Linked DNA regions of Homo sapiens: region 1 is linked to region 2. A link is a loop called in an ENCODE intact Hi-C map of the cell type or tissue named here. Cell type or tissue: endothelial cell of umbilical vein. All regions are shown on one strand. Each heading gives the region's core, and the rest is flanking DNA. Links, peaks and the distances in the headings are about the cores only.

Evidence for each region. Hi-C counts contacts between places; a loop is a spot of excess contacts. Peaks named below come from ENCODE experiments on the same cell type or tissue, not always from the same donor. Only the 100,000 strongest peaks of a DNase experiment are listed, where the experiment ranks them.
Region 1: a loop joins it to region 2, with 9 times the contacts of the local background. A loop is called at or near these places in 2 of 110 quality-filtered maps.

The regions. Positions count from the first base shown.
Region 1 is chr5:137,461,646-137,477,549 of GRCh38, forward strand. The region is part of intron 2 of SPOCK1 (SPARC (osteonectin), cwcv and kazal like domains proteoglycan 1); the gene reads right to left. Among named protein-coding and RNA genes, the nearest start is that of SPOCK1, 30 kb to the right of the region's middle. In endothelial cell of umbilical vein, for the core only: no CTCF peak of the experiment used is centred there; a DNase peak (open chromatin) is centred at 9,146; H3K27ac peaks cover 2,703 bases.
Region 2 is chr5:137,354,096-137,369,999 of GRCh38, forward strand. All of the region lies in intron 2 of SPOCK1 (SPARC (osteonectin), cwcv and kazal like domains proteoglycan 1), which reads right to left. Among named protein-coding and RNA genes, the nearest start is that of SPOCK1, 140 kb to the right of the region's middle. In endothelial cell of umbilical vein, for the core only: no CTCF peak of the experiment used is centred there; DNase peaks (open chromatin) are centred at 6,736 and 7,366; H3K27ac peaks cover 3,213 bases.

The sequences.
Region 1 (15,904 bases), core at 4,786-12,785, 110 kb after region 2:
GTTCTGCCCGTCTCTGGGCTCTAATGAGGCTTTATGAAAAGCAGAGCTGCCTTTTAAGAAAATTTCATCCTAACCTAGAAACAGCAAAATGCAGCCAAGTCTCACTTACTGGTACTAACGAGATAGAGAGACAATAACTGAAACTCAGATAAATCAGAAGTATCTTCCAGCAACCCTCTCTATGATCTAATAATAAAAACTACCCCCATTTCTGTAGCATTTGATTACTCACAAAGCACTTTCACATCCCATTATCTCTTGTGATCCTCAAACTCCCCATGAAGCCAGTGTTAACATCACCAGATGAAGAAACTGAAGCTCAGGAAAACAAGGAGACTCATCCAGAGCCCCAGATAAAAGGCCAAATGAGGACTCAAGCCATGACCCTCTGACTATGCTGAAGGGGTTAACGCCCAACCTGTGCCTGCACCTGCTGGCAGTTAAAGCCTTAAGCGAGAGGAAGTGGGAAGGTCCTGATGGCCCCCTGTGCTTAGCCTCTGGAGGCCACCAGGAGGCCACATCTGGGCAAACCCCACACCCTTACAGCCACTTTATTTTCTTTTATTTTTCACTGATAGAATTTCCCATTGTTTCTAGCATGCACATTTCTCCTTGACAGCCAGGATCCAGAAAGACCCCAAAGGCAGGAACCACATCTGCTTTTCCTCTGGCAGCAGCCAGAGCCTGGAGCTTCCATCCATTCAGGCATTCAGCCCAAAGTTTCACTGCAGCTGGATACAGACAAGGCCATGGCTCACACTCCGAGGTGAGAAAGGTTTCCAAGGTCAGACTAATTCCTGCAAGCCACAGACACTGGGCAGCTGGATCGTGCACTGGCTAAGGGGCAGGTTCGTGGTCAGACTGCCAGGCTTGGAACCCCAGCTCCGCCACTTCTCATCTGTATGACCCAGGGCAAGTTATCTTGCCTGTGCGTTGTTTTCCTTATCTGAAAAAAATGAGGATTATAGTGGTATTGATGACATGGAGCTACTGTGAGTATTAAATGCAAAGCACTTAGAATGGTGTCTAGCATATTAAGCAGGGGCTTAATAAATGTAAGCTATTGTCACTAATTGCTCTTATTTCAGATATAATGCCCTTAAAAGGTTAAGAGAGTCTGCAAAGAAAGGGATGGGGAGAAACATGTCCATGTGTCAGAATGTAGCATGCTGAATAGTATCTCAGAGAGATGAACAAAGAGCCAAATACAAAACCAAAAATTCACTAGAAGGAACAGGGAGGGCTTCACTGAGAACAGCAAGTTCATTCTAGCTTCAACAAGTGCTGATAGTTTCGGTACCATTCAGGGAGTGGAAAAGGATGAGGCTGAAGAGATGAGCAGGAGCCAAATCATTCAGGGGCTTCATGGGCCACAGTAAAAATTTGGAATTAGTCCTGAGGACAACGAGGAGTCATCACTGAAGCATGTTAAGCAGGAATGTAATAAGATCAGATTTAGGTTTCAGAAATATGGAGCTCAAAGCCAGGTCCATATGGAAGGTGGCTTAAAGATGATGTGCTCCACTACTGGGTATATACCCAAAAGAAAGGAAATCAGCATTTTAAAGAGATTCTACACTCCCATGTTTGTTGCAGCACTGTTCACAATAGCCTAGATTTGGAAGCAAACTAAGTGTCCATCAACATGTGGTACATATACACAATGGAGTCCTATTCAGCCATACAAAAGAATGAGATTCTGTCATTTGCAACAACATGGATGGAACTGGAGATCGTTATGTTAAGTGAAATAAGCCAGGCACAGAAAACAAAGACAAACATCACATGTTCTCACTTATTTGTGGGATCTAAAAATCAAAACCATTGAACTAATGGAGATAGAGAGTCGAAAGATAGTTGCCAGAGGCTGGCAAGGGTAGTGGGGGGGTGTTGGGAGGAGGGAGGTGGGGTGGTTACTGGGTGCAAAAAAAAATAGAATAAATAAGACCTAGTATTTGATAGTATAGCAGGGGGACTATAGCCAATAATAAGTTAATTGTACATTTAAAAATAACTAAAAGAGGCCGGGCGTGGTTGCTCATGCCTGTAATCCCAGCACTTTGAGAGGCCAAGGTGGGTGGATCACAAGGTCAGGAGTTTAAGACCAGCTTGGCCAACATGGCAAAACCCCATCTCTACTAAAAATAGAAAAATTAGCTGGACACAGTGGCGTGCACCTGTAGTCCCAGCTACTCCGGAGACTGAGGCAAGAGAATCACTTGAACTCGGGATGCAGAGGTTGGAGCAAGCCAAGATTACACCGCTGCACTCCAGCCTGGGCAACAGAGCAAGATTCCATCTCAAAAAATAAAAAAATAACTAAAAGAATGTAACTGGATTGTTTGTAACACAAAGGATAAATGCTTGAGAGGGCCAGGCATGGCGGCTCATGCCTGTAATCCCAGCACTTTGGGAGGCCAAGGAGGGCAGATCACTTGATCCCAGGAGTTTAAGACTAGCCTGGGAAACATGGCAAAATTCCATCTCTTAAATAAAAATACAAAAATTACCCAAGTATGATGGTGCAGGCCCGTAGTCCCAGCTACTTGTGGGGGCTGAGGCAAGAGAATCACTTGAGCCCAGGAGGTTGAGGCTGCAGTGAGCCATGATCATGCCACTGTACTCCAGCCTTAGTGACAGAGCAAGATCTTGTCTCAAATAAATAAATAAACAAACAAACAAAGGCTTGAAGGGATGGATACTCAATTTTTTGTGATGTGATGATTAAACATTGCATTCCTGTATTAACATATTTCATGTACCCCACAAACATATACACCTACTATATACCCAAAAAATTAAAAATTATAATTTAAAAAAAATTAAGAATATGGAAAAGATAGTGTGGCAAGAAATGGTATGGGCCTAAATTAAGAGACTGACAAGAAGCCAGTGAAGATGGGTTGAGAGCAACTGAGGAGGTCAAATGGACAGGCCTGGGTGGGGTGGGGTGGGGTGGTAGATAGCAACAGCCTGCCAGTCTAGGTGACAGGATGAATGGCAATGCCACTCACCACAATGAGAAGCAAGAGGAAAAGGAGCAGGTCTAGGACAAAGAGGAACTCAGGTCTGCACATGCTGACTGTGGGGTGACAAGGTGGAGGGGCCATCCAAGTGGAGAGGTCGCTGGGCAAAGGAACGAGTGTGTCTTGAACCTAGGAGAATAACCTGGACTGGAGACACGTATTGGAGTGTGAGCATATATGTGGTAGCAGAAACATTCCTAGTGAATTAAATTATCCAGGAGAGATTAGTAAGGTGAAAAGAGGTCTGAGGACAGAACCCTAGAGAATCACCAATATTTAAAGGTTGAGAGAAAGAATATGACTCAGACAAAAAGACAAAGCCAGAGATATCAGAGAGAACGTGCAGAAAACCTTGAGAGAACAACGCTATAGAAGCCACTGGAGAGGAAGGGAGTGCCAGATAACACCAGAGTCCAGGATTCACGACTGAATGAGAAGTAATCAACAAGCACCCACGGCCATCAATTTTGGTTATATTCATAAAATACCTCCACAAGGAAGATATAAGATCGCCAAATAAGTGAACACATTTCTCCAAATTTAGGTTGTTGAAGAGACTACCAAATCAAACACACTTACCAAATCAAACACACTTGTGATCTCACTGAGGTTAGAAAACAACTCTAACATCAGAAAGCTGCCAAAATCATGACAGCTTTAAAAAAATTAAAATCATGACAGCTGAACACCATGGGCAAAGCAAAGCCTTGGAATATAAAATCCAAGTTCCATTCAAATTCCTTCTCATAACAACATTAAGACTAATATATAAGCTTATAATTTCTAAAAATTGTAAACTCGTCTTTTACTGAGAGCCTCAACTTGATTCTTGTTTAGCTGGAAAAGTTCTATTGAACTGTCAGGGATTTTTGCTACTAGATACACAGGCACATCTCTGCAATACAAAGTCTGATCTGAAGCAACATTTCAAATAGTCACACACTCAAGACACATTTCATATCCAACACTTATTTGCAATCTGTGTCTGTATATGCCAGGTTATTTGGCAATCACTCAAAATTAATCTATTTAGGTAAGCAATTATCATGCAACCCTACAGTACTTAAGAAGTTGCCAAAAATCAATTCTGAGGCAAGAGATATAGAATCACACCAAAGAATAGAAAAACAGACAACAAGAGTCTTGGTCTTCCAAGATTTCTAACAAAGAACATATATTCCAGAATCCAGGGCTCAGAATCACAATGCATACAAAATTACAGCACAAGGTCTTAGAACCTCATAACCTAAAACCATAGTGATCATACACAACATTTATCTCTTCCCCCAAACATCTTACATTCTTCTGTTCATTACATTTTAAGATCTACAAATAAATGAGATAAAATGGAACATAAGCTTAAAGACTTTATTACTGGTTTAAATATTCACAATGCCACAATCTGCCTCAGACAAATCAGAGTCATGTGGTTAAATGTGCAAACAATTACTCGATTTAATTTCATCTTGCAGAAGTTGAAAACAAGCTGTAATCACAGTGGATGCTGCTCATTTTATTCCAAAAGCCACCATCTTTTGTGTTCCTGATTGGATTTTATTCTTGGACACAAGTGGAGTGACTGACCAGAATTTCTTCCTGGGTTTCCACACTAAGCATGCTAATTCATAGGGTATTAAGAGGGTCATGCCTAAATAAAACAACAGCTGGATCTCTCCTAAAGGGGCTTATTTCAGCTCCTTAAAGAGACAGGGTCCAAGCTGAGGCACTGCCCAAATCTTCATACTGAACAGTTGGACAACTTACTTGCATTGAGTCCTGGAAGCTCATAAAGTCAGGAGCCCTGGTCTTTAGGTGAGGACAGAGCCCAAAGCAATTCCAACTCATAGTCTACCTTCAGATTGATGGGTAAAAGCAGACTCCAGGATCACACTCCCAGTGCTCTGCCAAGGCCTTAGACAAGTTATTCAATCTCTCTTTGCCTCATTTTTCTCATCTGTAAAATTGACATAATGGAACTTACATGGAGTTAATGTGAGGAATACATAAGAGTGTGCATCTTAAGTGTTTAGCACAAGACCTTGCCTGTATTAAGTTCCCATGAGCATCATTTGTAGCTAAAAACCTAACAGGGAAAAATCTGTGTATGAGTTATCTATGGCTTTATAACAAATTACCCCCAAAATTAGTAGCTTAAAATAGTGAGCATTAATGATCTCAGATTCTCTGGGTCGGGAATATGAGCACAGTTTTGCTCAGTGCCTCTGCCTCAAGGTTTCTCACAGGCTGCAATCAAGGGATCTGCCAAGGTTTCACGGGAAGCTTGGATGGAGGGAGGAGCCACTTCACAGTCCACTCACATGGTTGTTGGCAGGATTCAGATCCTCAGGAACTACTGGGCTGAGAGCCTCAGCTCCTCGCTGGCTGGCAACTAGAAGTTTCCTTTGGTTCCTTGCCACATGGCCTAGGCCTCTGGTAGGGTAACTTACAGCATGGCCACTGGCCTCCATCAGGGCAGGCAAAGAAGGGAGTGAGAGAGGGCACACAAGCTGGAAGTCACGTTCTCTGTAACCTAATTTCAGAAGTGACATCCTATAATTTTGCAATATTCTACTGGCTAGAGATGAGTCACTAGGTCCAGCCCATACTCAAGGAGAGGGGACTACACAAGGGCATGAATGTCAGGTGAGAATATTTGGGGATGTTCTTAAAGGTGTACCTATTGCAATCTGAAAAGCCAAAGTCTTCACGATGAGCTTCCAACTCTTCCTTTCCTTCTTTCAACAACTATTTGAGTACCTACTTGGTGCCAAGCTATGTGCAAGAGCTTGAAAACATATTAAAGAAAATAGACATACCTCTGCTCTCATGAAGCATATAACATAGAAGAGGAAACAGATATTAAAGAAATAAAACAAATCATCATTGACTTAAAGGTGTGACAAGGGCAATGAAGAAAAAGTACATCTGATAACACCACAGGAAGAATGTGATCTGCTTGGGATTCAAGTAAGGCTTCCCTAAAGAAGAGAGCCAGGCTGAGACCAAAAGGATGAGAAATAGTTAACCAGGTAAAGGGCAGGGCCGGTAAAGAGACAGCATTTCAGACACAAAGGGAATAGAGTTTATGAAGACTGTGAGGTTGAAGGTATCTTGCACATGGCAGGGGCTCAGCAAATGGAAGGGTGGAGGCAGATATGTGCCCAAGCAACACCAAATAGAAACGTTTCTAATTGGCCCTTGTTCTCAACTAAATTAAATTCAACAATGTACTTCAGGCAAATTGACCCTCCATGGTTTAGGTTGGATCTACAAACAATCCAGATAAACAGAGTTAATAAAATCCACTTTGGTTTCAACCCTCCACACTTTCAGAACCTCCAGTGCCTTCAGGGCTTAGAATTATTTTAATAATTTTTCCATTAAAACAGCTTTATACAATAGGACACACTGTCCCTAATCAAAATGAGATCTCACTCCAATGGATTGCTGCTAACCAAAAGACACTCACTTAGAACAATGAAGACTCCTTCTCATTCCATTTCTTTAAACTCAATCAATTTTTACATGAGTAATGCTACTTAGTGACTCCTGCAGTTAAAGAGAACAGAGGGCTGCCAATACATGGCAGAGATAGACTGAAACACTCAAAATAAAGATGCTTTTCTTTTGATTCCCGTGCTTAAAGGATAAACACAGAAACAGACACAGACCAGTGGGTGTTTAAAGAACTTTCCTGCAAGGCATTTGAATTCTGCCCAGCGCTTTCTCCTGCTTACCAGCAAGCTGCAGGTTCAAGTACCAGCCATAGAATGACACATTTCAATACATCTGAAATCTGATGTATTTGTACAGGAAAAGAAATTAACAGTTGCTCATTATAGCCACATTAACCTGGGCTAATATACTTATGACAAATGGCCAACATTGTAATCCTATTGACGAAGGACCATCTTTTCTATTGATGCTGTGAAACCCCCAAGTACACTGTCAGTAGCCAATACATACATAATAATAATGCAGTGGAAGTTTGGGGGGCCGGTAACACGTTTTTATTATGCTCAAAAATTGAGTGTCAGCTGAAAGTCAGCTTTGGGAAAAGCCCGCCTTCAGCCCCACTTCCAGGATGGAATTCCCAAAGTAAAAGCCACAGGGAGAACGAAGCAGGCATGATCACAGTTACATGCTTTCCTGGGTCAAGAAGCTGTAGTGAGATAAAACTGAGAAAGAAGGGCCGTTCCCCCCAACTCACACACACATGCCGACAACTGTCCCCTCACCCACCTCATCACAATTAAGGCCCATGATAATGGGTGAAGGGGAGTCAGGAATGATGGGCCTACGGAAAACTACTTAATAAAAGAGTTAACCTTTTAAAATAGTTTTGATAAACTGTAGGAAGCTGGAGGGCCCTAAATTTAGAGTTTGTGGGCTGACAAAACAAGCTTCTGGCTGGAAGTTGAAAGAACTGGATTCCAGCATCAACTAATTAACTCTTTGGCCTTTAACAAACATCTTCAATCAGTCAATTAACAAGTCATTATTGAATAGCTATTACATAGTCAGTGCTGAGAAAGCTGTGGGCTTGATACAAAGGATGTTAGGATTTCATTGCTTGCCCTCAAGGAACTTAACATTTTAACTCAGGAAGGAAACACGAATATGTAGTCAGCTTTCCAGAACCCGCCAGGAACAACTCTGTTATTCAGTCCTCCAAGAGTTGGAACCTTTAAATTCAACAGCTTTTTAGCAGTTAAGTGCTTTTACCATAGAAATCTTTCAGAAATATACTATCTCACCATTCCCAAAGTTGTTTTTTTTTTAAGGCACAGACCATGGTTCTTATGAATATTAATAAGAGTTATGCAAAAAAGTAGGGAGATCCCATGGTAAGTTTGGGAAACAATGAGTTGAAAAGTTAAATAGGTTTCTTTAACTATAGAACACCTTGGAGCCCTTTAAAAACTAATGTGTACTGCACATATCTAAAGGGAGTATATTATGTACTTCTCCAGAGAATCATTTATTCTCATTGGATTAAAGTTCAGTGCAACGTACTTTGGAAACACTGTGATATACACACCCCGTTCTCCTTGAGTAAATGCTCCTGATGGCTCAGAACTGTCTTGTCATGGACCTCCATCATGGGGATGGACTGGTGATATGGATGAGCTACTGCATGGAAATGCCTTCATTGGCCACCCCCACCCAAGAGGCTATTTCATGGGTGGAAGCTGTGGACACTACTCAGTCATGCTCCACTATTGACTATGCTGCTATGAGGTGGGCTTTGAGAGCAGCCCAAATTTGACATTCCCATCTGGGACCCAGAGGCTGGCTGTGAAAAGCTTTCAGGACCTAGAACACTCTTCACTCCATGATGCTGCTACTATAAGTTATCTCCTACCCTTGAAGCTCCACCTCCCTTAGAAAGACTCTAGGCCACACTGATCTCCTGCTCCACTGAGACCACAGATGGCCTGCATGATGTTTGTGGCACTCACCTGGGCTCTGCCTTATGGATTTCCATCCACAATGAAATGTATTTGGCCATTTATTGTGGACGGATTTGTGAGTGCATCCTCAGCTAAACAATATGTTCCACAAGAGCAGTGTCTGTGTCTCCCTGTGGCACTGAGAACATACTTTTAAATTTTTGCTGATTGATCAAGAAAAATTTAAAGAGAAATGCAAGGTATTTTTACGAAAAGAGGTCAGTCAAGCTCAGTCAGCCATCCTGGCATTGGCCTTCTGAGATAAGAGTTATGCTGTTTGTCTTATCCACAGGCACAGTGTGGGAGGTGAGGCTGTCCCCACACTGTGGTGATAGTATTAATAAGAAGTCCAAACCCAGACAGAGGTAGAGGAGGCTACAGGGACATCTGGAAAGGCTTCTGAAGGTGTGGCTGCTGAGCATGGTGCCCTCGAGACCCCACCATGCCCTGAAGTGGTCAACCATCTCCAAGTGTAGTCTGGTGGCTCATGCAAGAGCCATGCACTCTGCGGCCCATGGAGACTGCCTTTGTACCAAGCCCACCAAAGCCAGAAAGGAAATCTGCTTTCTTAAAATCACTGGTCACCAGTGAATCACTGTTTTGATTTTGGTGAATCACTGTTCACCAAACAGTAAACAGCAAAAAATTCTGGCTGCCCTCTCTCCAGTACTAAAAGGGAGAATCTGTCTGGAGGATGCTGCCCAGTGTCTGGCAGAATTTCCCCAGCCTCACGGGAAGCAGATCAGCCAGGTCTGAATCATGGCTCTCTAGTGGGTTAGTCATCCAACCTTGGGCAACATGGTTAGTGTCCAGGGCCTCAGTCTTCTCATGTGTAAATGTAAACTGGGGGAAAACAGTTCTTTTTCATAGGGTTGTTGTGAGAGTAATACGAGTTAATTGTAATATGAGTTAACGGTGCAAAGTGCTCAGCCCAGCACGTGGCATGCAGTAAATGCTCACTAAACGTTGGCATTATTGATCAACAGCTCCACCTGCTCTGTGCAGGACTTAGCTCTGTCCAACTCTCCAATCCAAGCTGAGGTCCCCAGAGCCACATAGGGTGATCCTGGGCTGATCTATTCAGATGACATAGGCTCAATAAGTGAAATTTATTTTTTACATAATTAGATTGGCAGATTTTGCTGCCCTCCCCACCAAATCATAATACTCCTCAAAGTTAAATTAGTTGTGTATTTTTATCTTTTTTTGTTTGTTTGTTTGTTTTTGTTTTGCTTTGACACCCAATAGCTGTGAGGATTTGGGCAGCTTCCTTATCTGTAAAAATGGAGATGATGATGGCACCTACTTCATTCAGTTGCTGCAAAGGTTAAATGGAATACAAGTAACATGCTCAGCCCATAGTAAATTCTCAGTCAGTAGTCACCGCTATTCCTATCTGTGCATCTACATTTGCCAGAATCAAGAGAAAGATCCACCACCACTGCTTTTTCTGCCATAGTGTGGCTAACAAACATTGCTGGAGACTTCAGGACCCTGGTGACTATTCTAAAGTAATGTGAAAACCCAGAAGCAGTCCTTTCCTACCCAGCATAGATAATGATGGTTCCTGGAGGCCAGCAGTCAGCAGATCAGACCCACGGCAAAGTGCACCATGCCTAGGAGGGCAAGGTCTCAGCAGCCAGAAAAGGAGCATCTCCCAAGAGCAGGAGGAACCCCATCACTCCCTCCACTTCTCAGCAGGGAAATAAGAGGCTGAGAACAAGGTGATTAGGGAACTCCACAGCCTTGCAATCAGCAAAGAGGTAATCACATGCCCATGGGACCTGAGGGCATGGGAAATAATAGGGCAGAGTGACTTCACTCAGGTAGACTGCGCAGGAGAGGAGAACAGAGCAACTGACAAGGGTGAGCAGAAATAAAAGGGATGAAAACATCCCTCAAGTCACAAACTGTTCTTCCAGAGTCAGACTCTCCCTCCACTAAGAAATTCATCTGGAGGGTGGCTCGCCAAAGACTCACTGCCACGAATTCTTGGGAGGACATGCCCGGGGCCCTGGCCCAGTGCTGCCAGCAGACCCTGTACACACTTGGAGTGGACCTTAGGAACAGGGACACTTGATGAGGGCTTTAGTCTGCGGCTGCAATTCTCCAGAGACAGAGTTTCTGGTCAGACAGGAGCAATCCCCATCACACTATCTTCTCTTCAACTCCCCCATCACCACCTTATCCAGGAAGAAGTGATTCTGCCAGGAAAAAGGGGGCTCAAACCTTAAAAGAATGTATTAGGTGTACAAAAAAAAAAAAGCTCAGTGCAAACTAACATTTCACTGAGATCACATGTTTTTCCTATCAGGACAAAAATCCAAAAGGCAATCACTCAGTCAGTCGGGAGAAAATAGGCACTCACGTGTGCTGCTGGTGGGGGCTTTAACTGGGGCAACCCATGGAAGGGGAGTGTAATTTGGCAACATTCATTAACATAACTAATGTATATGCCCTTGGACCAAACAAATTCGTTTCTGAAATTTAACCTACAAATACAGCTGCACACGAGTGAAATGAGGCTTCCCTAAGATTATTCATTACAGCATTGTTTTTAACAGCGTAACACAGGGAACAACCCCAGTTTCCACCAATAGGAGACAAGGCAAATAAATCAAAGTACATTCAGACAATGGAATATACGCAACTTTCAAAAAGAAAAAGAATTAGAACCCAATAGAAAAATGGGCAAAATTCATAAAATGTCCACACAGAATATTTGAAAAGATGCTCCACTTCACTCATAATGAAAGAAATGCCAATTAAAACTACACTGTGATACCATTCCTCACCTATCCTGCTTGCAAAAGCCCAAATGCTTCATCACATATTCTGTTGGCAAGGCTGTAGGGAGCCAAGCACTGTTCTATGTTGCCGGTTAAAGGGCAAAATGGTTCAGCCCCATGGAGAGGGATTTGGCAATTGCTGACAAACCTGCATATGCTTCTGCTGTGACCCAGCAATTCCCCTTCTAGGAATTTACCCCCAAAGATATACGTCTCTGCAAACATGAAACAATAAATGCACAAGATTATTCACTCACCCTCATGAATATGCCGGAAAATGTTCAAACAACCTAAATGCCCATACATAGGAGACTGGCTGAATAAACTACTATAAATCCACACAATGGAAAAAATTCTGCAGCCCTATGAAAGAGTGCGAAAGATCTTGATAAATTGCTATAAGCTGTTTCCATGTATTGTTAAGTGGAAAACAGCAAGGTACGCAAGTAAACATGTATACATGTATACACATGAGAGAGTAGGAAACAAAAACATACGAATATACATCCTTGTTTTTGTAGAAAGAAACACAGAAATAATAAACTAGCAGCTACTAGAAATGGTTCCCACAGTGGGCAGGATAAACAGGGTGGGAAGGACAGTAGCAGGGAGTAAAATTTCTATTCCTCTCTATATAGTTTTGATTTTGAACATAAATGTTTTATATTTTCAAGAAATTTTAAAGTGATGAACAAAGCATACCCTAAAGTTGAATACAAACAGCAATAAGAAAACCTAATCGTATATTAACATGGAAACAAAATCACTTTAAAAATAAGAATTTGTCCAAGTAATTTTCAAAACACTACTCCTTTAAACCTTTACTGGGATATAGTGTAGGAACAAAAAGAGCTAGCTGTCTACAGCACCCGAATTATTTTCTTCGCACTGTTAGGATAACCTCACTTCAACAATTTTAATAAAGCCAAATGCCCATCAATCAATTAGTGGATAAAGAAACTGTGGTGTATATATACGATGGAATACTATGCAGCCATAAAAAGGAATGAATTAACAGCACTTGCAGTGACCCGTATGAGATTGGAGACTATTATTCTAAGTGAAGTGGCTCAGGAATGGAAAATCAAATATCACATGTTCTCACTGATATGTGGGAGCTAAGCTGTGAGGACACAAAGGCATAAGAATGATACAATGTGACTTTGGAGACTTGGGTGGAAGAGTGGGAGGGGAGCGAGGGATAAAAGACTATGTATACGGTGCAGCGTATGGTGCACCAGGATCTCACAAACCACCACTAAAGAAGTTACATAACCAAATACCACCTATACCCCATATAACTTATGGAAAAATAAAAGAAAAAAGAAAAAAAAAGAAAATTTGAACTTTGGTAGGTTTGTTGTATTATCAGTACGGTAATTCCTAGACTCTTGTATACACCGTAGAATACAATAAATAAGTAAATGTATTGATATTATTTGGAATTAGGTTTCTCACTGTGCGAAAAATAAAGAGCCTATTTTATGGAGTCTAATGGTATGGTGTTTGATTTACACTGAAAGTATCGATAAGAGCTCATAATTTATAGCATTCCTGCCTCTGTGCATTTAAAGTGGCTCAAAGTAATGACAAGTGCTGATAGCGACCTGCACACCCAGCCCCCAGATCTTGGTTTATAAATACCAGTCCTCATTAGAAGGAACCAGGATTCTTTGGATCTGATTCCAGGACTGGGGAAATGCAAGATAAGCCTAGAATATCTTATTATGCCAGAAAGTGAGTGAGTGCTCAAAAGAACAGAAAAGCAAGCTTGAAAGGGCTCCCATCGTCAGATTTGGGACAATTAGTGCATCAATAGGCACAGTGATGTCCATGACAACACACTGAATGGTAATCACTGAACTGAAAGAAAATCCAGGAGTCCACAGTGTTACTAACAAGGTGGGAGAGAGATGAAGCTCTTCTTTACTAAAAAATACTAGCAAAAAAATATGGGTAATATTGGAAAATCATCACTTTGCAATGTAATACTATAGGAAAGGACCATTAATGCATGCTAAAGTATTTGGGTAAAAGGTCTTTTGAGGAACAGGATATTCACATGGTCTCAAACTTCCATCTCACTGATTATTTATTGGATACAAAGGAAACAGGGTGCCTTTACACTGAGCTAGCCGGCAGACACCCCCTTAACCAAGTGATCAAACTAAGGATCCCAAACAGTGAGACAAGGCGGCATGGCATCTTATGTGATACAGTGGGAAGTATAATACAGACCATCACTGCTGTGATCTTCCTGGCAAAGTGTCTGATCAGAGTCCAATCGTGAAGAAGCAACCAGACAAGTACAGATGGGGTGACATTCAACAGGACAACCTGCCTGAACCCTTGAAAAATAACAATATCCAGAAGGACCCCCCTCGCCCCCAAATGGTAGCAGTACTCTTCTCTTTTCTAGACCAAATGTGACATAACAACCAAATTCAATATCTCACAGATCCTGGAATGGAAGAAAAAAACAGTTACATACAATGTTTTTGGAAAGTAAGAGGAAATGTTTTTCAACAAGGTTCTAGCTAAAGTAAGAAATTTTAATGCAAACTTGATATCATTATTATATTAATGTTAAATTTCTTAGGTCTGATCATTTTGTTACTGAAAACATGAGATAATTAATGTATCACCTAAAGTATCTTTATTTATTTATTTATTTATTTATTTATTTTGAGACAAGGTTTCACTCTGTTGCCCAGGCTGGAGGGCTGTGGCACAACCATGGCTCACTGCAGCCTTGAACTCCTGGGCTCAAGCCATTCTCCTGCCTCAACCTCATGAGTAGCTGGGACTACAAGCACACCATGCTGGCTAATTTTGTTTTTTGTAAAGATGGGGGTCTCATTATGTGGCCCAGGCTGGTCTTGAACTCCTGGCCTCAAACAATCTTCCTGCCTTAACATCCCAAAGTGCTGGGATTATAGTATGAGCCACCAAACTCGGCCTAAAGGGTATTTGAACATAAAAAAAGATGAAGATGTTGTCTCTGTTCTGATTATTTTTAAAGTTTCTTCATTATATTTTATGTTTAAAAAGGCAAGCTAGAGAACACTGTGTATAGACTTCTACCTTGGGGTAAAATGTTGGGGAGGGGGCAAATTATAGGTTTTTTTTTTTTTAACTTTTAAGTTCAAGGGTACATGTACAGGTTTGTCATATAGGTAAACTCATGTCATGGGGGTTTTTTGTACACATTATTTCATCATCCAGGTATTAAGCCTAGTATCCAACAGTTATTTTTCCTGATTCTCTCCTTCCTCCCACCCTCCACTCTCTGGTAGGGCCCAAATTATACAGTTGCTTATATGCACATACACAATTTCTGGAAGAATATGTAAGAAATTAAAAAAGATGGTGACCTGTGGCAGGTAGAAAAGAGAAGCAGAGAACAAAACAGAGCAGATAAGAAACACAGGTGGGAGCAAGCACATCAGCTGTACCCTTTTCGAAATATTTTGAACCATGCATAGGTACTATGTACTAAAAAAAGAAAAAGTCAGCATTGTGTTTTAGAAGAGAAAAGTGAATATCTAGAAGGTGGAAGGAATAGGTCAGTGAAAGAACTAAGAACTTTGAGACCTTAAGGGAGGGGACCTTAACATTTTCTAGGGGTGTCAGTGATGTCCTTGGTATCATGAAACATGACCTTCTCAGGCTGAGTGGGGCAGGGCAGGTGTGCAGCTCAGCAAAACACATCAGAAGTCTTACATTTTTGGCTGGACACGGTGGCTCACGCCTGTAATGCCAGCGCTTTGGCAGGCCGAGGCAAGTGGATCACTTGAGGTCAGAAGTTCAACACCAGCCTGGCCAATATGGTGAAACACCATCTCTACTAAAAATACAAAAATCAGCCAGGCATGGAGGCAGGTGTCTGTAATCCCAGCTACTTGGAAGGCTGAGGTGGAAGGATCGCTTGAACCTGGGAGGTGGAGGTTGCTGTGAGCTGGGATTGTGGCACTGCACTCCAGCCTGGACAACAGAATGAGACTCTGTCTCAAAAAAAAAAGTCTTATGTATTCTTATTTTGCAGCAATTCAGCAATTCTTTTACTAAAAATATATGCCAAGGAAATAATAAAGATGAACAAAGATTTAATCACCGAAAATGTTCATCACAACATTGTTATAATAGGGAAAAACTAAAAACAGTCCAAATGTTTTTAAAAGCCTTATTTAAATAAATTATTGGACTATCCACCCAAAGAAATACTAGGCAGTCATGCTCAAAGTATATGCCATGACCCAGAAAGATGTTTATGTAGCATTTTAAAACGAAGGGGGCATATACAGCTCATGATTTCATTTAAAATTGTGTATGTGTGGATATATAAATGTATAAAGCAATATGGCTATCTTGGGGTGACAGGATTACAGGTTTTTTTTCTTCTGATTAATTTTCTCAAAAAGTGAGGCTTTATTTTATGTTTTGTTTTTTGTTTGTGTTTTTTTTAAGTAGTGAATTTATTGTTGTAAGTGGGACTGGGAAGGCGGTTGCAGAGAATTCTGGAGAGGCACAATCCAGATGCCCTTCTCATCAGCTTCAAGGTTGGGAAGACACTTGCAGACCACTCAGTTTGGGTATAGCCAACTTGCACCTCTAGCTTCTGAAGCATTTCTCAGTA
Region 2 (15,904 bases), core at 3,839-11,838:
CCAACATCTTTCCACTTACTACCGCTATCCCCACACTCATCCCGAAAGGTGTTTCTTAATCCACTGCTGCGGGAAACCCAGTGGTGGTTCCCCAGCCCTCGCCACACTAAGCACCAATCGCTGCTCCTGGCTTCTCCCTTCCTAGTCTCCTGCATTCCTATACTTACATCCTTCAATGCAGCCAAATCTTATCAGAATAGTGGATGTGGATTTCTGCCCTTGCGAGGCCCTGCCCTCATTGGTCCTCACCCCACTCCTCAAGAACACCTCAAACCTGGCTCCCACTGAGGCTTCTCCAAGACTCCCCAGGATGACGTTGCACCCTCCCTTGACCCCCCCAGGCAGCCTCCTCAGTCCCTCCCTGGGGACACACCCTGTCCTGCGTCACCTGCATACTCGACTTCTCTCTGCCACCCCCAACTGTGAGCTCCTTGAACTCAGGACTGAGGGTATCTGCCTCCAAGCACATCTCTCATGGTGCAGTTTTACACACCATAGGCTTTCTATCAATATTTGCAGAACAGACTGTCTAATCAATCCACAGAGCATAAAGTTTAGGAGCAAGGGCCCGGCCATCAACTGCAGGTGTCAGGTACTTTGTTTGTTGACTGTTTTGTGTCTCAGCCACCAAAATGTAACCTTCCTGAGGACAGAGCTGTGTTCCTCATTCCCTGCTGTATCCCAGCACCCAGGAAAGGATTGGCCCGTAGGAGGTATTGAGTGAATATTTCATTAATTGAAAAACCTGCTTTCAGGTATCACTTATTGACTGTATCACCTTAGGTAAGTGACTCACTCTAAGTTTTGTTTTTTTTTGTTTTTTGAAAAGGCATCTCTCTCTCTGTCTCCCAGGCTGAAGTGCAGTGGCACAATCTCAGCTCACTGCAACCTCCGCCTCCTGGGTTCAAGTGATTCTCGTGCCTCAGCCTCCTGAGTAGACGGGACTACAGGCAAGCACCACCATGCCTGGCTAATTTTTTGTATTTTAGTAGAGATGGGGTTTCACCATGTTGCCCAGGCTGGTCTTGAACTCCTAAACTCGCAATCCACCCACCTCAGCCTCCCAAAGTTCAAGGATTACAGGTGTAAGCCACTGTATCTGGCCTGTTTTTAAGAGTTTTGGTCTCACTCTTGTCATCCAGGCTGAAGTGCAGTGGCACTACCATGGCTCATGGCAACCTCAAACTCTTGGGCTCAAGTGATCCTCCTGCCTCAGCCTCCAGAGTAGCTGGGACTACAGGTGTGTGCCACTACACCCAGCTAATTTATTTTTTGTAGAGGCAGGGTCTCACTATGTTACCCAAGCTGGTCTTGAACACTTGGCCTCAAGTGATCCTCCCACCTCAGCTTTCCAAAGTGCTGGGATTACAGGAATGAGCCACCACACCCAGTCCTGACTCTAAGTTTTAGTTCTCACCTCTGAAATGGGAGAACAGGATAGTATCATCTCAAAGAGCAATCACAAGGAGTTGAAGTAATCCAGGATGAGGGCTTGGTATGGGGCTGGGCACCATGAGTGTTTGCAGTGACCATCCTGGAGAGGTGCTGGACTGTCTCAGCATTCCCACCACACCTTTTTCACTCAGTTTGCATCAAGGACCTGAGCCGTTCCAGATGTTTTCCACAACACCCCCCCACACCACTCTTCTCTGATAGCTTTTCTTGCCCTCATGCCTCCCCCTCTCCTTCTCTGGCTCAGATCATAGCCCAGCCCCCAGGTGGAGTCCTGCATGCCTCCCTCACAGTGTCAAGAAGGCTCAGGCAGCAGCTGCTGAACACCGCAGGCCCAGTGGAGCAGACTCCAGCCTGGTAGCTCAGCCACCTTGGACACATCCTGCTGGAGGAGAACCCGCTCCTCCTGGGAAGCCACAGACTCGGGGAGAGGCTCAGTTCTTCCAGCCGTCACTTCCACTACCCTCCTGTTGGAAGGAACCTATGTACTTCTGAGAGAATAACAGATGCCTGAACAGCCCTGCCCTGAGCTCACCCTCAGAGGGTGGGCTCAACTGAGTCAAAGCACACCAAGCTCTGCGACCTCCTTACACCTGCTCTGCCTCATCAGTGCAGGTTGGATTAGGCTGACCATGCCATTTCCATTTGCCTAACTCTAACTCGGCCCCAGCCTAGCCTATCAAGCCCACCACCAAAAAGCCCACTTATTACTAAGTTGACTGCCAAGTGAGGTCAATTTGTAATTTAAATCTGTGCTGCATAATGCATAAGAGATCTTGGTATAAATTATTCACCCGCAAATTGCCATCTGGACATTTAGGAAACTTAGTGGGAAATCTAAAAGGGAAGTGGGCATTTGCCCAGCATCACCTTAGTAAGCAGAGAGTGCTCTTTTGTTGCTGTTGTCATTTTATTTGCCAGGAACCCAAGCAGATGGATACCATTTACCTCCATTTTAGAGGCAGGGTGCGGTGGTTCAGGCTTGTAATCCCAGCACTTTGGGAGTCCCAGGTGGATGTATCACTTGGGGGCCAAGAGTTTGAGACCAGCCTGGCCAACATGGCAAAACCCCTGTCTCTACTAAAATACAAAAAATAGCCAAGCATGGTGGCACATGCCTGTAATCCCAGCTACTTAGGAGGCTGAGGCACGAGAATCACTTGAACCCATGGAGCAGAGGTTGCAGTGAGCTGAGATCATGCCACTGCACTCCATTCTGGGCAATAGAGCAAGACTGTCTCAAAAAAAATAATATATATATATATATATATATATATATATATATATATATAGAGAGAGAGAGAGAGAGAGAGAGAGAGAGAGAGAGAGTATGCAGACCAACCAGGGGGCCAGCTACTTACTATGTTTCCTCTCCCAGCCCCAGATCCTAGAGCCAAGCTCCAGCTTAATATAGCTATAGGGCACCTTCTTTACAGGAGCTTCTCCTGTCTCCCAGGAACACAAAGGGAAGTTGGCCTACTGCTGACCTGGCCATTAGCAAAGACTCCCTTCCCTTTCTCTCATGTCTATACAAAGAACTGGTTTCTGCTCTCCCATGGCTCCATCTTCCCTATAGAAACTCCCCTGAACAGGGTATCAGAGCTTACAACAGAATCCAACAAGAGGACCACTCATGGAGTTTGCTATCTTACACTAGTCCATCCTCTTCTTAGGCCACCGTGCTAACTCCATCCATTCAGCTAATCATAATTGAACATCTATAATTATGATTCAGGCACTAAGGACAAAGGGGTGAGTAGAACATGTTCTCTGTTGTTAGGGAGTTCACAGACCAGAAGGGTAGGTGCTCATGCAAACAAACCACTACAAAACAAATTAGCCCTGATGCACACTTTGTTCTAGGCACAGGGTGAGGCATTGGGGGATGTGGGAATGAGAAGTGGAATAAATACATGTTCAAGGTCAGTGGGAATATAAAGGAGCTCATGATCAGCTCTGCTTGTGGAAGGAGAGGGTCAGGGAAGGCTACGCAGAGAAAGAGATGCCTGACTGGGTCTATAAGAACGAGTAGGAGTTGCCAGGCAGACATGTTACACCCACATGCACATATGGGGAACGGCAAGCAGGTGAGTGTACACAAATGCTTTAAGGATCATGATGCAACCCAGCTTGTACTGCTGGGACAAGCTGAATATAGACTACATATTTCCTTTAAAGAGATCAGTGTGTTTCCATTTGTGACAAATGATTCTCATACAATCTTTGTGAAGTTGGAAGGAAATGGAACTTCTCTCATTCTGTCACAGCAGAATAATTGGAACCCTTATAATTCCCTCTTCTTACCTTCTGTTAATAATCCACCTTTCATCAGAATAAAATATCATTACCCTAAGGTACCATTCCATTTAAACCTTATGGATCTTCCTAGGAATCAAGAAATCATTGCCAGGCTCACTTCACCCTGAGACACAAATGAGAAAAAAAAAGACCAGAAATTTGCCTTCTGACAAGGACTTCTGGAGTCCCATTTCCTTCCTGAGGACTGTACCAGTCACTGCAAATCCTGAAGGTTTTTCTATGCAGAAGTCAGAAAGCACCAAGTGATGCAACTAGCCTGCTTAGGGAGGAGGAGTAGAGTAAAGGTGTTTTGTGGCTGCTATGTGTCCATGAGACACATCACTGAGCAATGACTGAACAAATCAGTCACTTTCCCAAGGCCAAAAAATCACTCCACCATCCTTCATACCTGCCAAGCATCCCCAACAGGTGATGTTCATCCAACACCACTGCCCAACTCCCAGAAGAGGACACAGCCTTGACCCAGGGCATCTCTTACCCCTGATCTGTACAACACGTTTGGCTCTTATTACCTTCATGACGGAAAGGAAGGAAGGAAGGAAGGAAGGAAGGAAGGAGGAAAGAAAGAAAGGAGGGAGGGAGGGAGGGAAGGGGAGGGGAGGGGAGGGGAGGGGAGGATGGAAGGAGGGAAAGGAGAGACAGAAGGGAGGAGGTGGAGGAGTGGGGGAAGGAAGAGGGGAAGGTGGAGGGGAAGGGGAAGAGGAAGGGGAAGGGGGAGATAAACTTCCTCCCTCTGTAATATCTCCCCAGACAGCCGTATCTTTCCACCAACCATGACAAGAAATTGAACCTATCCAACAGGTCTTCAGCAGTTTCCTGCAAACCTGGAATGTTCCAGGTGGCTGTGCATCTAAGAGACATTTTCTGTTGGTTTTTGAAAACTGTTTATATCAGAGTTTGATATTCTTTGGCTAACCCCTAAGACTCTGTCCAAACAGATTAAACACTCAAAACTTTGAAGGGTTTTTCTATGCCTCCTGGACAAAATTTCAAGACTTACATGATCAAGTCAAGACTCTAGGTACCCTGAACTCCAATTTAATAGGCACTTTTGGATGGTACTGAAAGTATGAACTCATCACAAAGCCTGCAGTATAGAACAGAGCACAGCTTCTTAAGGCATCATTTCTGGGATGAAGGCTAAAAATTGTCTATCACAGCCAGTTAGCCTCAAAGGGAGTCTAAATAAATCGAGCCCACTGGGGAGTCTGTGAAATAAGACCTATATTAGGAGCAATCTTTTGAGCATCATGTCCATATGAAGTAAGAATTCTCCCTCTAACTGGGGCACAAGACCCTCTTAAGAATAAAACTTTGGATCATTTCACAGTAATATGACTGTATCTTAGAAAGCAATCTAGGGATTGAACTAGAAATTTGCATGATACTCTCATTTGGTTATAAGACCCCTCTCTGGCTGTTCGTCACTAGGAAAGCAATTGCCCACGGGAAGGTGAGCAAGATACAAGGCATTCTCATTATCACCTCCCTCTCTGATTAAACACCAAAATATGTTTGATCCAGAGCATACAAAATCAATTAAGAGAGTTAACACATGTAAAGCATGTTGAATCCTGAATCAAAATTAGCTATTATATCAATAAAAATAATAGCTTCCATTTATTGAGTATCTACGACAGGGCAGACAGTAGGTTAGCACATGTGCTCTCTAATTTAATCCTAACAGCCAACCCTGCAGGATAGTGCTAACTCTCACATTTTACAAAGGTAAAGAAATGCAAATTGTGTTAGTTTCTGCCTTGCTTGCAGGCCTTTGCTAATGAAAAGTCATTTTTACTTTTTTATAAAGCACTGCAGTCCATACTAAGGAGCAAATGCAGTCAGCATTTGTATATGCTTGCCCAAATTGGATAAAGATAAAAAGTCAAGAAGAAATACATAGGCAGATACATTTCCTGAACTGGATTTTTTTTCCTCTAGGATGGACATAATATAGCGTGGAGCTTTCTCTACATCACTTGCACATCTATGTGGGTTACCTATCCACTGCTGGGAGATGGCTGTGGTCCACAGATTTGTCCTGAAGCAACTTCAGAGACCCTCGTGGTGACAAATGTACTACTAAATCCCCACAAGGGTGTCCCTGACCAATTCCATCTCCTGATCACCCAAGTAATTAAGAGGGCCAACTTCTATTTCAACCACTCAGAGAGGATTTAAGACCAAGAGCAATTGGTGCCATTAGTCTCTTGTTGCAGATGCACAAGTCTAAGCCCAGGTCAGCTGTCAAACATAAACATGCAAGATCCAACATGCAATCAGTTTGCCACACCAGCCATCTCTCCCTGTGTCATTCCTCATGGGAAACACATAAAAACAAACACACAGGTAACAAGGCAAAAGGAAGAAGGCAGGCATTGTGTGCTCAGAACTTGGGAAGAGTGTTGGTTTGAGTTTTGCCCTTGCTAAAATGTTGTGTCACCTCACATCTTACAAAGGCACACAGTCTTGTCCACATTAATCCAACAGTCATCTGGACCCACATGGACCTTGAGCATCCCTAAAGTCGCCAGAAGGCAGACAGGATCCGGGATCTCACAACAGTGCTGCTGAACCTTCAAAAGGCAAGAGTACTTCCAAATATACCCTTCCTAGGATGCACCCTTAAGTCAATGGAGGTGATTCTCTCTGGAACATTGCCTCCTATTTCAGGAATAAGTCCAGCATTTCCAAATGAGTCTGCGCACTTTGATCTCTGCAGTGCCTCACTTTATTTCTAAAGGGCTTTATTTTAGGAAGATAGTCTTGATAATAATACAGCACAGTGATATTTGGGGTTCCACCACTCACAGTAACTACTAATTTCTTTTCCTTCCATCTCATTTAGGTGCACATTTCTCAGAAGACTGTCTACCATCCCAAAGAAAGCTGGTAGATCAGGGTTTCTCAAACTTCCTCCAAAGAGATGACTCAGAGACTGGGACTGGCTTCCTCTGGGAAGCCTTCACTCAACACTTCAAGTGAATTGATGGGTCCCTTCTGTACATGTTTCTACATATCCTCTACTTCCCATTAGGGCATTATCATATGATGTCTGTTATGGATTGAATGTTTGGGTTCCCTCCTAAATTCACATGTTGAAAAAGAACCCTAGCCCCCAGTGTGATGATATTTGGAGGTGAAGTGTTCGGGAGGTAATTAGGTTTAGATGAGGTCATGAGGGTGCTGCCCCATTAAGGGATTTGTGTCCTTATAAGAGGAAGAGACCCCAGAGTCTCCTCTCTTCTCTACGTGAGGATACAGAGAGAAGTTAGCCATCTGCAAGTCAGCAAGTGGGCCTCACCAAGAACTGAATCTGCCAGCACCTTGACCTTGAACCTTCTAGCCTCCAGAACTGTGAGAAATAAGTGTCTTTTGTTTAAGCCACCCAGTCTATGGTATTTTGTTATAGCAGCCTGAGCTATGACAATGTTATAATGATTAATTATCTCTCTATATGCCCTACTAGACTGTGAGCTCTGTAATGGGAGAGATAAGGTCTAATTTACTCACCACTGTATCAGAGTCACCTAACAGGGTCTGGGATATAAGAGGCACTAAGGAAATATCTGTTGAGTGAGTGGATGCATGGGTGGGTGGAAGCATGTGTACGTGCATAGATAAAAATTATGGTTTTAAAGAATATCAGACACTAGAGGAAATGCTTTATGGCATAAGTAAAAATGCAGGAAATAAAATTATTTAAACAATGTGATTTCAATTATGTAAACATTTACACACGATTAGGAATCTGGAAGGAAATATGCTAAAAAATGCTAATAGTGGTCATCTGGGTGGTAAGATTTGGATGACTTGTTGCCGTTGTCTTCATTTCCCATGTTTCCACAAATTGCGTATATTACATTTATGATTCAGAAATAAGATTACATTTTTAAAAAGCAAATTACTGAGAAAAAAACTTGTCCTCACATTTTAGGAGGTTTTCACCTATAAAAACAGGGCAGAGAGACTCGGGAAAGAAGTCAAGACTCTGGGTGAGTTCATGTTCCCAGAGTTTAGGAGCTCCTGCCTCTCCCAATTTCCCAGAAGCATGAGGGACCCTCAAACACAATGATTTTACAGCGAGCTTCCCCCTTAAGTGTTCCTCTCAGCCCCAGCCACTCAGTAAGGCGAGCTGTTCAGAGATGGAGGTGGAAGAAATGCCACCTTTTGAGGACAGATCCAAAACTACGAGGGATCAAGAGACCAGAAGAAAAAGGCTGGGAAGGAATTCCACCCAAATCTTCAGAGCCATCAAGACCAAAACCAAGAGAAGCACAAACATGTTCATCAAGCATTGAGAAGTTCCTCCCAAAACTCAAAAGTACAGAAGAAGGTCACTGCTTTAAAAGTGACTTATTTAAGGGTTAGAAGGGGGGTGGTGAAATTATAGATAATGACAATAATTGTAATAACCACTGCAGTTTACCATTTATTAAGGACTTAACACAGACGTCAGCAACCTTTTTTTTTTTTTTTTTGAGACAGAGTCTCGCTCTGTTGCCCAGGCTGGAGTGCAGTGGCATGATCTCCACTCACGGCAAGCTCCTCCTCCCAGGTTCACACCATTCTCCTGCCTCAGCCTCCCAAGTAGCTGGAACTACAGGCGCCCGCCACCACGCCCGGCTAATTTCTTTTTTTTTAGTAGAGACAGGGTTTCACCATGTTAGCCAGGATGGTCTCGATCTCCTGACCTTGCAATCCACCCACCTCAGCCTCCCAAAGCGCTGAGATTATAGGCATGAGCCACCGCGCCCGGCCAGCAAACTTTTAATGTAAAGGGCCAGGTAGTAAATATTCTCCACTTTGTGAGCCATATGACCTCTCCTCAACTCTGCCATTGTAGTGCAAAGACAGCTATAGATAATACATGAAAGAATGAGCATGGTTGCCTTCAAATAAACCTCTATAAAAACAGACAGACAGGGCAGATTTGGCCTGAGGGCCACAGTTTGCAACCCGTGGCTTAACATGGGCAGGCATTGTACTAAGCTCCTGACTTAGCACTAATTTAATTCCCACAACCCTCAAGTGGGGAAACTGAGACTCAGGAAGATTAAATCACTTGCCAGGCTATACTGTCAAAAGGTGGCAAGGCTCAACTCAACCCTAGGTTAGTTTGACTCCAAAGGGGACACACTTTTTCATGAGGTTATTCAGCCTCAGAGGCCCTCATGACAGTAATCAATCCTCCTTCACCACATGAACACGTACGGAGCACATCTTTGTGCCAGTATCAGGCTGAGTATGGGAGATCAAGGATGAATAAGATCCAGACCTTGCCTTCCAAAGTTCATAATTTGAGATGGGCATCTGCCCTGTAAGTACCTACCTAGCTCTCCCTCCCCAATACAAGTATGTCCCCAACAGAATAAAATAGGTCCAGGGATACCAAAAACTCACACCACAGACATGCATTAAATGCACCTCATTTCTTTACAAAAGGATTTTATGCTCTACACAAGACACTGCTAAGAAGTGACCCCACTCAGAACTTGTAAATATTGGCTTACACATCCATAAGTCCGGAGTGCGGAGGCCAAGAAACAAACTGCAGCCTGAGAAGCTCTACCAGAAATTTACTGTACTGAGTCACAGTTCAGCTTGATGGTTAAGGGCATAGAACCTGAAGACAGACCTGGACTGGAATCACAGCTCTGCATCACCTTGGGTAAATGACCAACCTGCTCTAAAAGCTTCAGCTACCTCACCTGTATACAAAAGTTAAGAATCCTTACTGTCCTAGAGCTGTCAGGAGACAATGTAGGGTTGGAGGACGGGGACTAGATTTGTCTTATCCATCATCATATCCTCAGCACGAGGCAGATACCAGGTGCAAAATAAATACAGGGGGATAAATAGAAATGGAGACTTTTTGAAATAACTTCAGTGAAAGGAAAATAGGACTTACTTTGCAAAGAACCTCCCAATTAAAGAAGTCTAGCACTGGAAGCAAGGTGCAGGTGTCCTGCAGAACCAGCCTGGGCAAGCCAGTCACTGGGGACAGGCTTGAGATGCACAAATCCATGCTCAGAATGGGCCTGGTAGGCCCTTCTCTGCAGGAAGCAGGGTGGATGGCAGTAAAAGTGAGCAGTGAGGTTCAGGTGCATCTTCTGTTTACCCATCTCTACATAAACAGCCTGAGATCCCAGGGCCCTGCACCTGCCCCAGCCCAGCCCAGCCCTGCTGCTCATTTCCCCCTAGAAGCTCATCTCCTGCTTCTGATTCTAAATAAACTCTGATCTTATTAACCTCCATCACATGGGGGAGTGAATACCCAGCCTGCCCCTTCACAGGCCTTTCTGACTGAGGCTGCCTCACTGGAGAAGGACAGAGGTTAAATACCGAGATTTGCAAGCAGTTTTCCCTAATACCTAAGCACCATCTGCCCACCTGTGGCTGCTTCATCAACCTCAAAGCTAGAGGCAATGATGTTGGGGAGCGGGGTGACGTTTTTTGCAGCTGTCATGTGCCAGGCACCATGGGGCTTAACACTCAAATTACGAGTGATTTATCTGCCAGTGGAAAGCTAAGTGACCTGATAGAAGAATCTGCACAAAGCCAAAGAAAAATGGAGTCATTTTTACACAGCCTTTGGATGGGGTAGATAAGCACAAGGCTGCAGAACAAAGAGCTTTTTGCATGAGGGTCCCACAGCCCTGGTGATACCTGAATCCAGGTGACAGGAGCACCTATAGTTCTGCTTTGCCTCCACCTATAGCTTCCCCACCTAAGACAAGGGCAATTTGCCCATTTCCCTAACAAACAACTACAGTGGGACTGTATGAAAAGGGCAAAATCTGAACCTGCCCCCCCGAGCCTATATTGTGGGACAGTGCCCAATACTCACTGCTTACAACACCACAGCATTAGCTATCATTTTATACCAAGGATAGAGCAGGATTTAAGAGCCAAGACTTGGAATTAGCCAAAGCTGTGTCCTAGCTGAGGCTCTGTCACTTATTACCATGTGGCCTAAAGGTTCCTCATTTGTAAAATGGGGCTAATAATAGTGCCTCCCTCAAAGAGGTGCTATTAGGATCAGGTGACTTAGTTGCATGCAAACTGCTCCTTCATACTCACTGCAGGACACTGTCATCTCCTCATTTGTTGTCCCAGATGGAATGTGAGCTCCTCACAGGGAGGATTCATGTCCAAGTGCCCAGCATAGGTGCTGGCACACAATAGGGCCTCAGGTCATACTTCTGGTGAGGATACCAACCCAAGCTTGTGGGATGCATCTGCAGAACACCCAGCTTTCCACAGCTGCTCCCCTGCTCAGTCATCCCCTCTCCTCCCAGGCTGCAGTTCTCAGTCCAGGGATCTCCACTAAGACCTTCCTGAAAGCAGTGCTGTGGCCAGTAAACAAGTGAGGAGAGCCCCAGCCATTCTGTCCATCCACACGGGAATCTCTGACCAACTTGAATTAAGTTGGTTTCTTCCCAGCTGTCTGGCACATGCCCAGGATTCAAAGGTTCACCTTCCAAGGGGCAGTTCTGGCTTTCTCAAGCCTTTCTAATTGAGTCAGGTTTGGGAGGAATTCTAGAGTCTACTCCAGAACTGACAGAAGCAGGTAGCCTCTCTTCCCTAGAAGTAAGTTTCTCTCTTTAAATAGAGGACTCTGAGAAATTGCCCCTAAAAGGAACACCAATGCTGGGGCAAACCCTCTCTTTGGAGGGTCTTGGTTAGTCAGCTAAAATTCTCCCTTTTGAAAAAACAATTGTGAAGCAATCTGCCTCCTAATCCATTCATAAATCAGACACTCAAGTCTTAGAATAATTTCCCCATAATTCATGTTAATCATTCCACTCTCGTAATATGAATCATCTGTTTAATGGAAAACTTTCACCAAGACGGGCAAGAGCCACTGGATCTTGCTTTAAAAATCTCTTCAGAGCTCAGAAGGTTTTCTATTATTGATAGAAAAGTTACTATATTTTTAACAGGCACTTTAAATATTACTCATGCAATCAAAGCTGTTTTTGTAACTCAACTTACACAGTTTTCAAACATGTATTATGTTTGACCTTATTAAATATTCTGTAGTACCGCTTACACACAACGACGCACAAAAGTACAGTACCAAAACTTCTGGCAGCACTGGAAAAAAGCAAATCCTCATGAATTGCCCAAAAGGGTGCAGCAAAAGCTCTGAGCATGGCATGGACTCCCAACCAGTGCCATGGGAGGCAGGGACAGGGGACAGGTTCCCAGAAGAGCTCTTTGCCCTGAAGTTCAGTGAGCAGGAAACAGACAAAAATCTGGGATTTTTGCACTTTAGTCAAGAATTTCACTGAATCTTCTCCAAGAATACTCCCCCAGTGCTCCAAGAATAAGACAGCACTGTTCAACCTTATTAAGATCCAGGATGTCACATAGGAAACAAGACAATTTTGATGTTTTCAAAATAGAAAATTTGGAGCTGTCTTATCAAAATCTATAAAATAGACAATAATACCAAAAATAGCTACCATTTACTGAACACTCAGTACCAGGCATTGTGCTAACTAATGTAAAGATAGAAGATCTTGTTTAATCCCCACAAAAACCCTAGGAGGCAAGTGTTATCTTCATTTTTCCGACAAGAAAAGACAAACTTGCCTGTGACCACCCCACCAAAAAGTGACAGAGCAGGCTGGGAGCAGGGGCCTGTTGGACTCCAATATCTGTGCCCTAAATCCTTCCACCAAACTTGCCTAGGAGGTCAAAGCTGGAGTCCTGCCCCACCCCACCCACTATGGTGTAGGACTACATTCAGGTGAAGTGAGTTAATGCCATTTAACACTAACCAACTGCTTGTCAGAATAGCTTAGCTGCTTCGAATGGGAAGGGCTTTGAGTCCTGCCAAGATATAAGTGATTAAGTAGGAGTTTAGTCAAAACAGATGCGGCAAGGGAGTCTCTCACCGGCCTTGTGAAAGTCAGAACCAGAGGGAAAAGCATGTGGCTCTAAGAGAAGGTGAGAGAAAGAGAACAGGGGATGGATGCTCCAGCTAAGTGTGGACCAGTTGTCAGCAAAACAAGAAAAGTATCAGACCAAGTAACTGAGAAGAATAACAAACAACTATGGTTGCAATTTTTAAATACAAGGCCTTAGACTGCTTCAATTGCTGAGCCAGAGATGAGGAGACAGAGTGCACTGTGACAACTGAGTCAAATGGCAGTGATTCCAGTGTTTTTGTTTTGTCAATTCACATGTTCACATATCTTAAAGTACGTGAAGTATCTGGATTACACTTGCTTTAGATAAGCCCTGGATTCAGGGAACTGAGTGCCTATAGTTCTGCTTTGCCTCCATCAATGGCTTTCCTGCCTAAGCTGATGCCCTTCCTTTGCTACTTGAAGTGAAACACTGACAATCACCAGGTGGCAACAACTGGTACAAAATGCATGATTGACAAGAAGAGCCCTGGTCTGGACTCTCCGTAAGCCTTTACCATCCCTGAACAGTCACACCCACCCCTGCAGTCAACATGCCGCAAGAAGCAGCGCTGTTGAGCACTGTGCACGGAAGAATATGAAGTTCAGGTTTACAGAAACCAAGTCACTGAGTATTTCTAGAGCAGCTCCAGGGGTTCAAGGCCCCAGACAAGGCACCTGGGGGACACTTTCCTGTAAGAAGTTTACAACTTAATGAAAAAAATATAAATAACTCAATTTGAGACATGCCTCAGGAACATTAAATTTGAAAGCAGGCATGCAGTGAATAAAGCAAAAGTGCCAACACACATGATCTATATTCCCCATGGCTATCCCATGTTGAGCCCCTTCTAGCTCCCTGTTTTTCTTTGCCCACACTCTTTAATGCTGACCCACATAAACCACACATCCCAACAAAGCAGCTCAGGCTAAACAGTTTGGAAATCCCCTGATGCCTCTTCTCTTTCACGTTGGAACCAACACCATTTAGGCACCAACTACCTGCTGATAACTGGGCCAAGTTCTTGGGATGCTAACATAAAATGGGCATCCCTGCCCCCAAAGTCAGAGGAGCTATTGCTTTGGATGCAGAAAAAGGGCTGTAGCCAAGGCGAGGGCAAAGGGGGCTCAGGTCCACCTCTAGTTAGGAAACTGCAGTGGAAATATCAGCCCATATGCTCTCCACACCAGGCTTCCTCACCCCACTTATACTATCCAACCGCCCCCAAAAGGCAGTTTCACTATCACATGACCCTCTCTTCAAAGCAGTTTCCATTAGATTAACCCTGATCCTAGAAGACACACTCACTAGCCCAAATTAATCCAACCACATTCCCCCTCAAACATCTGTACCTAACAGTCACAAAGATTGTGGTCAGCTAATTATGGCTTTTGAACCAGATGATGTTGAGCCAGAGCTGGGAGAGTTGTTTCCAGGCATGAACATATGAAAAAACAGCCAGGGAAATCCAGTTTACTTAGTGAAGCAGAATAACCCAAGTGGACAAAAGACATGGGGAGGAGGGTTACAAGTTAAGGTACAATGACAACTGGACCATGCCACACAGAAAGGGAGCACAGGGTCCTGAGAGGGAACAATGGGCACCTGTGACCTGCTTTGGGGGTCTGGAAAGGTTTCCACAAGCAAGTGAGACCTGGAGGCAGAATGGGAGCTAACTAGGCAGCAATGGGAGAGGCTGATCCAGGTAGGGAGGAGGGCATATGCAAAGGCCCTGTGCAGCCCCAAATACAGCCAGCTAGGCTAGAGGACAGTGTGCATGGGGGACACACGCAGCATTTCACACACAGCTTCAAGGCATCTTCAGATTGCTAGAAACCTATCCTGGATCCAGGTTTAGAACCCCTGTCATTATGCGGCCCTTCCTCCCAGGAAGTGTCTTGGGCTGGCTTTTGTCTGGGGCTGCTGGCCCTGTGCCTCCCTCTCCCTTCCCCACAGCCCTGTCCCCACTGCTTCCACATCTCCCATGTGTCTCCCTTCACCACTGCACACAGGACTGTGTGTTCCAGAGGAACATGTGGTCCGCTCCCTTATTAATCTTGCTGTATCTTATTAAAATGGCCTCATGCCTGCCTGGTATTAATCTGCACAGAGCAGCGGGGTTCGTGCAGCAAGCTGCAGCTAGGCAAGCTGTATTTCATTTCTTTTGTGTTGAAGGAATGACCTAGATGCTGCTCTGTACAACAGACTCATACTTGCAGGCTTTAACTCGTTCTTTCCCATCCGGCCTGGTGCTCAGATGGAAGCAGAGGTTTGGACTCCTACCATGGTGGTGTCAGTTGAGCTGACAAGTAGGCTGAGTTGGACCCATGTGGGAAAGAACAGCTTGAGACCCTTCAGAGCTGCTCCTGATGACAAAGGCAATGCTCCTTGATGGGTGGGTGGGTGTCTGGACAGCAGAGGAAACTTCTCTGGGAATCCTTATTTATGCAAATTCATACACAAGACATGAGTGAAAGGAGAAGTTGAGTGACTTGTGGCTTCCTCCATCTATCTACCTCTTTCCTTGGTTGGTTTCCATCCCGGGCTGTCATATTCATTCATTCACTGTGCTGTTATCTATTCAATGTCTACTCTACACATGGCTTTGCAAGGGACCCAAAAATAATGACAGGGCTGTAAGAGATCCTCCTGAGGAGAACATATATAAGCAAAACCCCAACAGGCAATATCCACACAGGGGTCGAGAAGTGCCAGGGAGACAAGCTGTTATCCCCAGATTGACCTGGGTGTGCCACTTACTAACTGGGAGCTTATATAAGCTTCCCAAAGTTGTGAACTAGAACTAGGACCACTGTCTTAGCTCGGGTTTCCGTAACAAAATACATTAGAGTGAGTGGCCTAAACAACAGGAATTTACTTCTCACAGTTCTAGAGGCTGCAAGTCTAAGATCAAGGTGCTGGCCAATTCAGTTCCGTGGTGAAGGCCCTCTTCCTGGCTTGCAGATGGCTGCCTCCTGGCTGTACCCTCATATGGCCGAGAGAGAGAGGAAGCAAGGTCTCTGATGTCTCTGCTTATAAGGACACTAATCCCATCATGAAGTCTACACCCCCATGACCTAATCAAAACCTAATCACCTCCCAAAGGCCCCATCTCCAAATACCATCACACTGGGGGTCAGAGCTTCAACAAAGGAACTTCGGAGGAACACAATTCTATCCATAGCAACCACCAACCCCACAGGATGAGTGCCGT